2 separate regions of the Homo sapiens genome follow, and region 2 is linked to region 1. The links are chromatin contacts, found by Hi-C in ENCODE. All regions are on one chromosome and are shown on one strand. Each heading gives the region's core, a stretch centred on a gene start or an enhancer-like site at or near the end of the contact. The rest is flanking DNA. Distances are from core to core; before and after follow the strand shown.

Evidence for each region. A loop is a pair of places that touch in the nucleus more often than their neighbours do. Pooled maps may share reads with other maps.
Region 2: a loop to region 1 is called in a map of cardiac septum, with 6 times the contacts of the local background. The contact joins two enhancer-like sites. A Hi-C loop is called at or near these places in 1 of 168 maps with a recorded cell type or tissue (cardiac septum) and 6 of 50 pooled maps.

The regions. Positions count from the first base shown.
Region 1 is chrX:68,927,283-68,931,307 of GRCh38, reverse strand. No RefSeq gene overlaps it. Among named protein-coding and RNA genes, the nearest start is that of EFNB1, 100 kb to the right of the region's middle. RefSeq lists a silencer at 1,486-1,689. Within about 2 kb of position 1,632, at least 7 of the 41 ENCODE cell types and tissues checked have a DNase peak (open chromatin) inside an H3K27ac peak, as active enhancers do.
Region 2 is chrX:69,283,927-69,287,951 of GRCh38, reverse strand. No RefSeq gene overlaps it. Among named protein-coding and RNA genes, the nearest start is that of LINC00269, 110 kb to the right of the region's middle. RefSeq lists an enhancer at 973-1,954. Within about 2 kb of position 1,916, at least 8 of the 41 ENCODE cell types and tissues checked have a DNase peak (open chromatin) inside an H3K27ac peak, as active enhancers do.

The DNA.
Region 1 (4,025 bases), core at 383-2,882:
GGAGGAGGCCCCAGGCTGCAGAGCTGAGCTCTGCCTTATCCACCCCAGGGCAGAACACGGGCTTACACACACCCACACTGCCACACAGGGGTTGCTACACTGAGCCAGGAGGCTCGACCCTCCCAATGGCACACATGCAAGAGGCTAGTGAAAGCCAGCAGCCAGGCAGTGGGGCAGTGGGACACCTTCTCAGATAGTTGGGCATGGGCTCACTGTCGGCAGTATAGTCCTCCAACAGTCAGTCCAGGGAGCCAGCGGCTCATGGGTGCACATGCAACAGCAAGGTAAGGTGGCACTCAGCTAGGCTGGGGCCTGGGCAGCTGGCAAGGCAGGTGAGCCACCAACCAGCCTGCTCTTCATTCATACTAGGCCTGAATGGGGGCTGCAGGCACAGCCCCGTGGTGATCACTGAGGAGGGGGTGAATACCAAGGCATCTAGGCAACCAAGAGAAAGGACTAAACCCTCAGCAATGCAAAGAACTCACCCCCCACCCCCTGCCCCACCCCACCCTGCTCCTTTGATCACACACACACACACACAGACCAGCCCTGGCCCTGCCCTCCACATGTCCACATTTCTTCTGTATCCCCCACCACACACACACCACATCTGGGGAAGGGCTCTGGGCCTTTGGGCCTCACCTCTGTGTGAACCTCTCCTTTGATCACCACACCAGCCACAGGGAGGGAGAGAAGTTGTGGGGGAAGGGGAGGGAGGAGAAATTCTCCCTTTCTTTGCCCCTCTGTGTACAGCTTACTGAGGCTCAGAAAAGGCAAGCCTCTTGCTGAAGGTCCTCTAGCAAAAGATGAAACCAAAGTTCTGAGCCCTGACCTTCCATGGGCCAAGGCCTCAAGGAATCCCATAGTATCAGCTGGAAAGAATGGGGGAATGTGCCCCAGGATGACAGAGAAGCAGAGAGCCACCTGTTTCTTCTTCTCCATCCTAGCATGTAGATAAATATAACACCCCTCCTATTACAGCCCTTGACTGTTTACAAAGTGCTACCCATATGTTCCTTCATTTAATCCTCCCAGCAACCCCAGGAGGAAGGTATTATTCTCATCCTCATTGTACAGATGAGCAAGCTGAGGCTGGCACAGACAAAGTGACTTAGTTGCCCCAGATCACCCAGCAAGGAAGAGGAGACGCCAGGATTTGATGGCGGGCCTGAAGCCCCTAGGACCCTTGGGTGGCCCCTCCGTTTTCAGTGACAAACTCTGAGACTGGACGTGAGAAGGCCTGGCCTGCTGCAAACAAGACTGGAGCATGCAGCTGAATCAGTACTGATTGACATACTTATTCCTAGGGTACTAATGAACACTAGCCAGTCAGACCTCTGGGCAATCCCCAGCCCTGACACCTTGTCTGTAATACCCACAGTCCCTGTCTCTCCCTATACTCTCTACTGGAATGCTACCTGCTTGGCATCAGGAGCAGGGGCCTGGGCCCGCTTCCCAGCACCCTGGCTCCTGGAGTCAAGCTGCCCCTCAGCTCCTGTCCCTGCTCAGCCTATGACATGGCTCAGAGGCTAGGGGCTGGAATGGTACTGGGGAGGGGAGCCTGAGTCATCTCCAGGCCAGGAAGCACAATGTTTGGCAGGGTTCCTGGGCCCAGCTAAGGAAGGAGCAGGAGCATTGAGTTACAGAGCCACCTTAGGCCAGGGAAGAGGTGGTGAGGAAGGGGGTGTTGGTTGAGTCCATGGAGATGGGAAACTAACAGCAAACCAGGGTCCACAGGCTCTAGGCAGGGGGAAGGACCCAGGCAGCCTCAGGGCACCTGGGTGGGGGAGGGGAACACAGAGATGCCAGTAGGACCTTTATTCTCTCCAGTCTTCCTTCCCAAGCCAGCACCCCCTCGCCCCCACTCCTGTCCCAGCCAAGGCCCTCTCTCCCTGCAGAGCTGTGTGACAGCTGGGACAGTTCCAGAGAAGGGAACCCCCTCGACCCCACAGGGGGAGGGCGCCACCTCCCGCCGCCTCCCTCTACCTCTTCCTGTCACGTCTTTGGCCACCAGTGTTTCAAAATATACTGGCTCTTGGCTGGCTGTTTACTTAGGAATCAAAAACATCAAGTTTCAAATTCATTCCCACAGCTTTAGCTCTCACCTCTCGGCAGACCATTCCCGTCTAAACTGCTCTCCTGAGCTCCAGGCCCACAGAGTTGACAGCCTACTCGATCTGTCCTCCACAGGGGTAACCCTCAGATACTTCTAGCTCAACAGGGCCTAAACTAAAACTCCTCTCTCCCTCACCCATCCACGACCCATGAAAAAAAATTCCAACCTCTGTCTCTAGGAGGTATGTCACCATTCTTCAGCTGGGCATCATTCTTGGTTTCCTCCCTCCCTCCCTTCCGTCCTTCCTCCCTCCTTTCCTCCTGCCTTCCTGCCTGCCTTCCACATTTACTGAGCATGTGCCAGGCACTGTGCGAGGAAGTGGAGGTTGGCAATGAGAAAGTCAGTTGTGATCCCTGCCCTCCTTCAGCTTACAGTTTGGTCAGAAGAATAAACAGAAAATCGCTGGGCAGGTTACTAAGGGCTGAGATGAGAGTAGTACAAGGGGCTGGGGGAGCCCATAAGAGAAGTATCTGATTCTGGCTTGGGGTGGGGATCATGGAACACCTCCCAGAAAGCTGACTGAGCCCCAGCATGTAGGGTCACTGAGTTAGGCTCAGGGTTCGGGGAGCGGGAGGGCTGGAGTATCCCAGGTAGAGAGAAGAGCAGATGCAAAGGCCAGAGGTAAGGGGCCGGTGGGGGGTGAGGTGTCTTGCAGCGATCAGTGGAGCAACTGAAAGAAGTCACAGTAAAGAGAGAGAGCTGAAGCTAAGAATTGGGAGGTAGAGGTCATGCCCGGTTGGAGATGAGGCAGAAGAAATACCTAGGCACCAGAGCACCCGGGCCTTGTAGGTCATTGGAAGGGGTTTAACCTTTATCCAAAGACTGTCAGGAGCCATTCGAATGTTTTAAGCAAATGAAACTCTGACGTGAGTTTCCAAATTGCAGTCTTCTTCACCCTGCCTTTCAAATTGTCTAGCTCCACAGTGACTCTCCACCACTTACTATGCCTTCTTTCACCAATCTCGTGGGCTCAGACCATTGCACAGCCTCCAGATGGTCCCTCATCTTCAGGTCATGGACCCACCCATGCCCCAAGCCAGCCTCCAATCAAGAAGGGAGCTAATGTTGTATATGTACACATACAGATCCAATCACATCCTATCACTTATCCCACTTCAAGTACAGCCATAGCTCCCCCATGACTTTTGGAATAAAGTCTCATTTCTCAGCCAGGTGAACACACAGATCTTCCCCTCTCTGGCCTCAGCACCAGGTCTGGTCTACTCACTCTGGGTGCTCTATCCACAAGGCCCGGTGCAGCATGTCCCAGATGCAATGCAGCTCTGGGCATTCATCCTCTTGCTGATTTTCTCTTCTTTGATTTCTCCCTCATGCTTCAGGGTCTGACTCTAATGTTACCCACGTGCTATTTCCCAACCCCCTTCCTTTCCCTTCACCAAGTCAGGTGCTCTCTGGAGCTTGCCTGTAATTTAATGTACTGCCCACCCCCCAACCCTGCCAGGGATAACTATGCCATGTGAATCTGCCTCTCAGCTTCATTCCGCTTCTGCCTCTGCTCTGTCCCTCTGGCAACAGCTTGAATCCACCTTGATGCCCAGATCTGGCCTAGCCTACCTGCTTCCTTGCAGCTTTACCATCAGACTCTGGCCAAGCTGTGGCCTCTCCAGTCTTCACTCCCAGCAGCCCCTGGGCTTAGGAAGTCTTCGTGTTCAGAGAATCCCATCAAAATCTGACCTTGCTTTCTCAGGCCTCCCCTCCTCCCAGCACTCACTAGCTGAGCAGTGCCGAATGGAATTTCCTTACCTGTGATCGGGGCTTGCCTAGCCCAGGAGAGAAGCAGAGGCTGGTGTGGGGCTCTCCATGGAGGGTCAGGCCCGCACTCTGGAATGGAATCCCAGCTCCATCTTGGCGAGGGGACAGGGGAGCCAGGCTGGGTCTGCTTCTGAGG
Region 2 (4,025 bases), core at 667-3,166, 360 kb before region 1:
GCATGCACCACCACACTCGGCTAATTTTTTTGTATTTTTTGTAGAGATAGGGTTTCACCATGTTGCCCAGGCTGGTCTCCAACTCTGGCCCCAAGCAATCCAACTGCCTCGGCCTCCCAAAGTGCTGGCATTACAGGCGTGAGCCACCGTGCCCGGCCCTGATCAATTCTTTTAAGTCTTTAAGTATAAGGGTCTTAGAGCATTCCAGGATTCCTCAGACTGTATGCTCTGGGACGGGATTTCCTGGGGGTTAAAAATAGAAATAAAACAAAATTACGGACTAGGTACCAGGGAATGTTCTAAGTGCTTTTTACAAATGTTAACTCATGTAATCCTCACAACAGCTCAGTGATGTGAATACTATTACCCCCATTTTGCAGATGAGGAAATTGAGGCAGAGAAAAAATAACTGACAGACTCAAGCACCTAACTGACTCAAACCAAAGACACTCTTTGCCTTCTTTCTGGTTCATTTCCCTAGCTGGGTGACCCTGCCTCCTCCACCCCACACCTTTCAGGGCTTCGTTCTCCTTCATGGCTTTCTCAGCACTGGGCAAGGTATCTCCTGCCTGAGACAGGCTGCCTCCTTGAGGTGCCCTTCACCTCCCTGTGCTTCCTCCCCTCCCTCCCCTCCTCTCTGGGGGAGCTGAGCCAGGCTCAGGTTTCTCCATTTCCAGGCTGAGTCTCCTGCCTTGAGCTGGGCTCACTGAAGAGAAGAGATCTTGCTGACCTTGCACTTTCCATCCACTCTGGGGCTCTGGGCTTTGAATGGACACATAAGGAGTTCTGCACCCCCTGTCATGGTGAGGGACTGAGGAGGGCGGCTGGCCTCTTGCCCTGGACCTCTGGCGTGGAAGAAGTTACCCCAGTCCCACTGAGCGGGCCTGAGTTTGAAACCCACAGGCGTCTCTGTGCAGATCTGGGGCAGAAGTATTGCTGAGGGCACTGGAGGAGGAGTTGGGGCCAAGGGCTGGGTGGGATGTCCACCTGATTATAGTTGCAAACCCCTTCTCCACACGACAATGGAGTACTTACTAATTCTCCCTTGCGTTGGACTAGTTTCTTCCTCAAGCTCTCTCTTTTGGAATGATAGAGTTAGAGTGTTAGAGATAGAGATAGAGTGTAGAGGGCTGGATAGACCCTTAGAAATCATTGAGGCCAAGTCTTTTGCTTCCAGATGGGGAGCCTGAGGCCCAGAGAGGGCAAAGACATGCTCAAAGTTGCACAGCAAGACAGCCATGGAAGCAAGTTGGAACCCAGGGTTCTTGACTCTTCCCGGTAAGTGTCTTATCCAGCTCAGTTCCACCCCTCACTGTGGACAAGAACCTCTACACTCCGCCGCACACACACACGCACACACAAACACAGGCTGTGCGCTATGGCCTAGGGAAGCAGGCCCTTGGGAGTGAAGTGGGAGGCACCCAGAGGCTGATGAGAGGCAGAGGCCAGGATAAGGACGGAAACTGTGCCGCTGGGGTGAGCGTGGCATTCGGAGGCGTGGATGTGCGCTGGTTTTTTTGTGCCTTAGAGCCTCCAGCCCATGCCTTGTGAGCCACCCTTGCAAGGGTGGGAGAGGCCAACGAGAAACGCCCAGGCTCACTATTGAGGTCTTTACTGATGCTTGAAGGGTTTGGAGGCCTCCAGCAAAGTCACTGACCCACCCCCTGGATTTTCGTCGCACTCGTACCCTTCAGGTGTCCAAAGGTCCACCCCGTGCACCCTTTCCCCCAGTTTTCTAGACCGCCGCTGCGGCCGGGTGAGCCAAGGGCCATGGCCACAAGGGGGCACTGGCGCTCCATGGCTCCAATGGGCGTGGAGGCGCGCACTTTCTGCCGGCGTTGGCGGGGGGGGTGCGGGGGCAGCAGGAGTTTGCATTCGGCTCCCCCACTCCTGGCACCCTCCCCATTTCCTCTTGGAAGCCTCCCTAATCCTCTTATGCCGAGGGTCACATCCCTGGGCCCGGGGACGAGGTGTTTCATTTTCAATTCGCCCCCACTGCCCCTGGGGGAGGTCCGTGAAACGTGGGGAGGGGAGTCCCCTGGGCTGAAGCCCTCTTCCCTGCCCCTCTGCCCACCCCTTTCCCTTGCTCTTGTCTTCAGCTTGTCCCTTTTTTGGGTGTATCTCTCCTACCTGCCCTCCCTCCACTCCCCGCCTGGTCAGCCTTCTCCCTTCTCAGAGCCCACGTTCCATCTCCTCTCCTCGGACCTTTCCCCTCCTTTCTTCCTTATCAGCTTTCAGCTTTCACTCCCCGCTTCTCTCTCCCCCCTCCTGCTCCTCTCCCCTTGTCCTCCTCTCTTCTCCCTTCTCTTCTCTCCCCTCCTCCTTCCCCCTTCTCCATTCTCTTCTGCTTTCCCTCTCCTTTCCCTCTGCCCTGGCTCGGGCGGCCTCTCCCTGGAGGAGTCGGGATGTTAGGGTGGAGTGGGCCTTGGCCCTGCCTCTTCCCAGGGCTGTGGGCTCGCTCCCAGGTTTTGCGGGTTGAGACAGGGAGTGAGGGAGGGAACATCCAGCGCTGCTGGAATCTGGGAGTGGAGGCAGCTGTGGGTCAGAAACCCTCCAGTCCTCTTAGCAAGTGCAGCCTTTTCTGGAGGGGAGGGAGATTGAGAATCCAGAGACCTGGGGCCTGATCCCAGCTCCGGCTCTGACCTCTGGCCCTGGCCGTGTGACCTTTCCCATCCTCTCCCTGGGCTTCAGTTTGCCCCTGAAGACAATGGAGAGGTAGATATCTGAGGACTCTCCCAGTCCGTCCTCTATTTTTTTCATTTTTCAGTGGTGACTGTCAATCCCAGGAGGCCTGAGCATGGCTTCTCCCAGATTCACCCTCTGTCCCCATGGCCCCCTTTAAAATGCTAGGGGCCACTGGTGTGACAGAGAGGAGTCTGTCTGTGTCTGTGAGTTGCACTGGAAGAGGGACTGGGGTTGGGTGTGGGCCCTGATGTCAGCATGTTGGGGAATCTGTCTGGCATAGTTGCTCCCTGACTCTGAGGATCTGGGCAGCTCTTGGTGCCTGGAATTGTAGAATGTCAGTGCTGGAAGAGGTCTGGGGCAGAGATAAGTCAAACACCAATATATGGGACCACTGTGGTCCTCACTCCACCCTCCAGCTCTACCCCAGGGTACACACCCAAGGGCCATTGCCTGCCTTTCACCTCTTAGCTTCCAAAAGAACTTAGCCCCTTGTGGGATGAATCAGGAAACTGCGGTCCAGAGAGGGGCAAAGACTTGCCCAGGTACATGCAGCAAGGTGGTGGCGAGCTGAGACCAGGCCCCGAGGCTCGCGCCTCCCAGCTGTGAGCATGCTGGGGATATAAGAACGCAGGTGAGGTGGTGTTGCCACCTGGCACGTGCTTTGGGGGATTGGTGATGTGAAGGAAGTTGTATGTGTGCATGACAGAACTGGGGGCAGGATGGGAGGTGGGAGTCGTTAGGGATGATTGCCTGTTCCCCAGCTCTTGTTCTGGGCACACACCCATCCTCGGAGGAGGCAGCTCTGGAGCTGCCAGTGGTCCTTGTTGCAGCTGGAGGGTAGCACCCCCACCTGACAGTGTGATTTATCACATTCTCCCTTTCTCCCCTCAGCCCCCAACCTTCCTGTAGACCCCAGAGAGGGCCCAGCCTGACTTAGAGGCAATTCACCTGTTTTTGATTTGAGACTCAGGTGGACTTTTCTTTCTTCTCATCAAAGAAGTGGTGAGGGGAAGTCAGAGCCCCATCCATCACCTCAGCCTCTCAGCAGCCTTGGGGAGGGGGAGCAGATGGGCAGGGGAAAGACCCAGGGATCTTGCAGCCTCCTTAATTCCCAAAGGGAGCCTCCCAGACAGCCAGGCAGGGCATTACTGGCCCAGATATTTAGGTCTTGGCTACAAATGCTCAGGAGAAACTGCCTAAGAGGTCCTTCATTGGTGCTCTGGATCTCTGGAGGTCCTAGGGCCAATTTTTGTTTTCTAATCCCTGATACCTAGGCAGGTGAGGGTGGGGCCTGGGAGGGGCTTGGGCCCCAAACAAAAATAGAACAAATATTTAGTGCC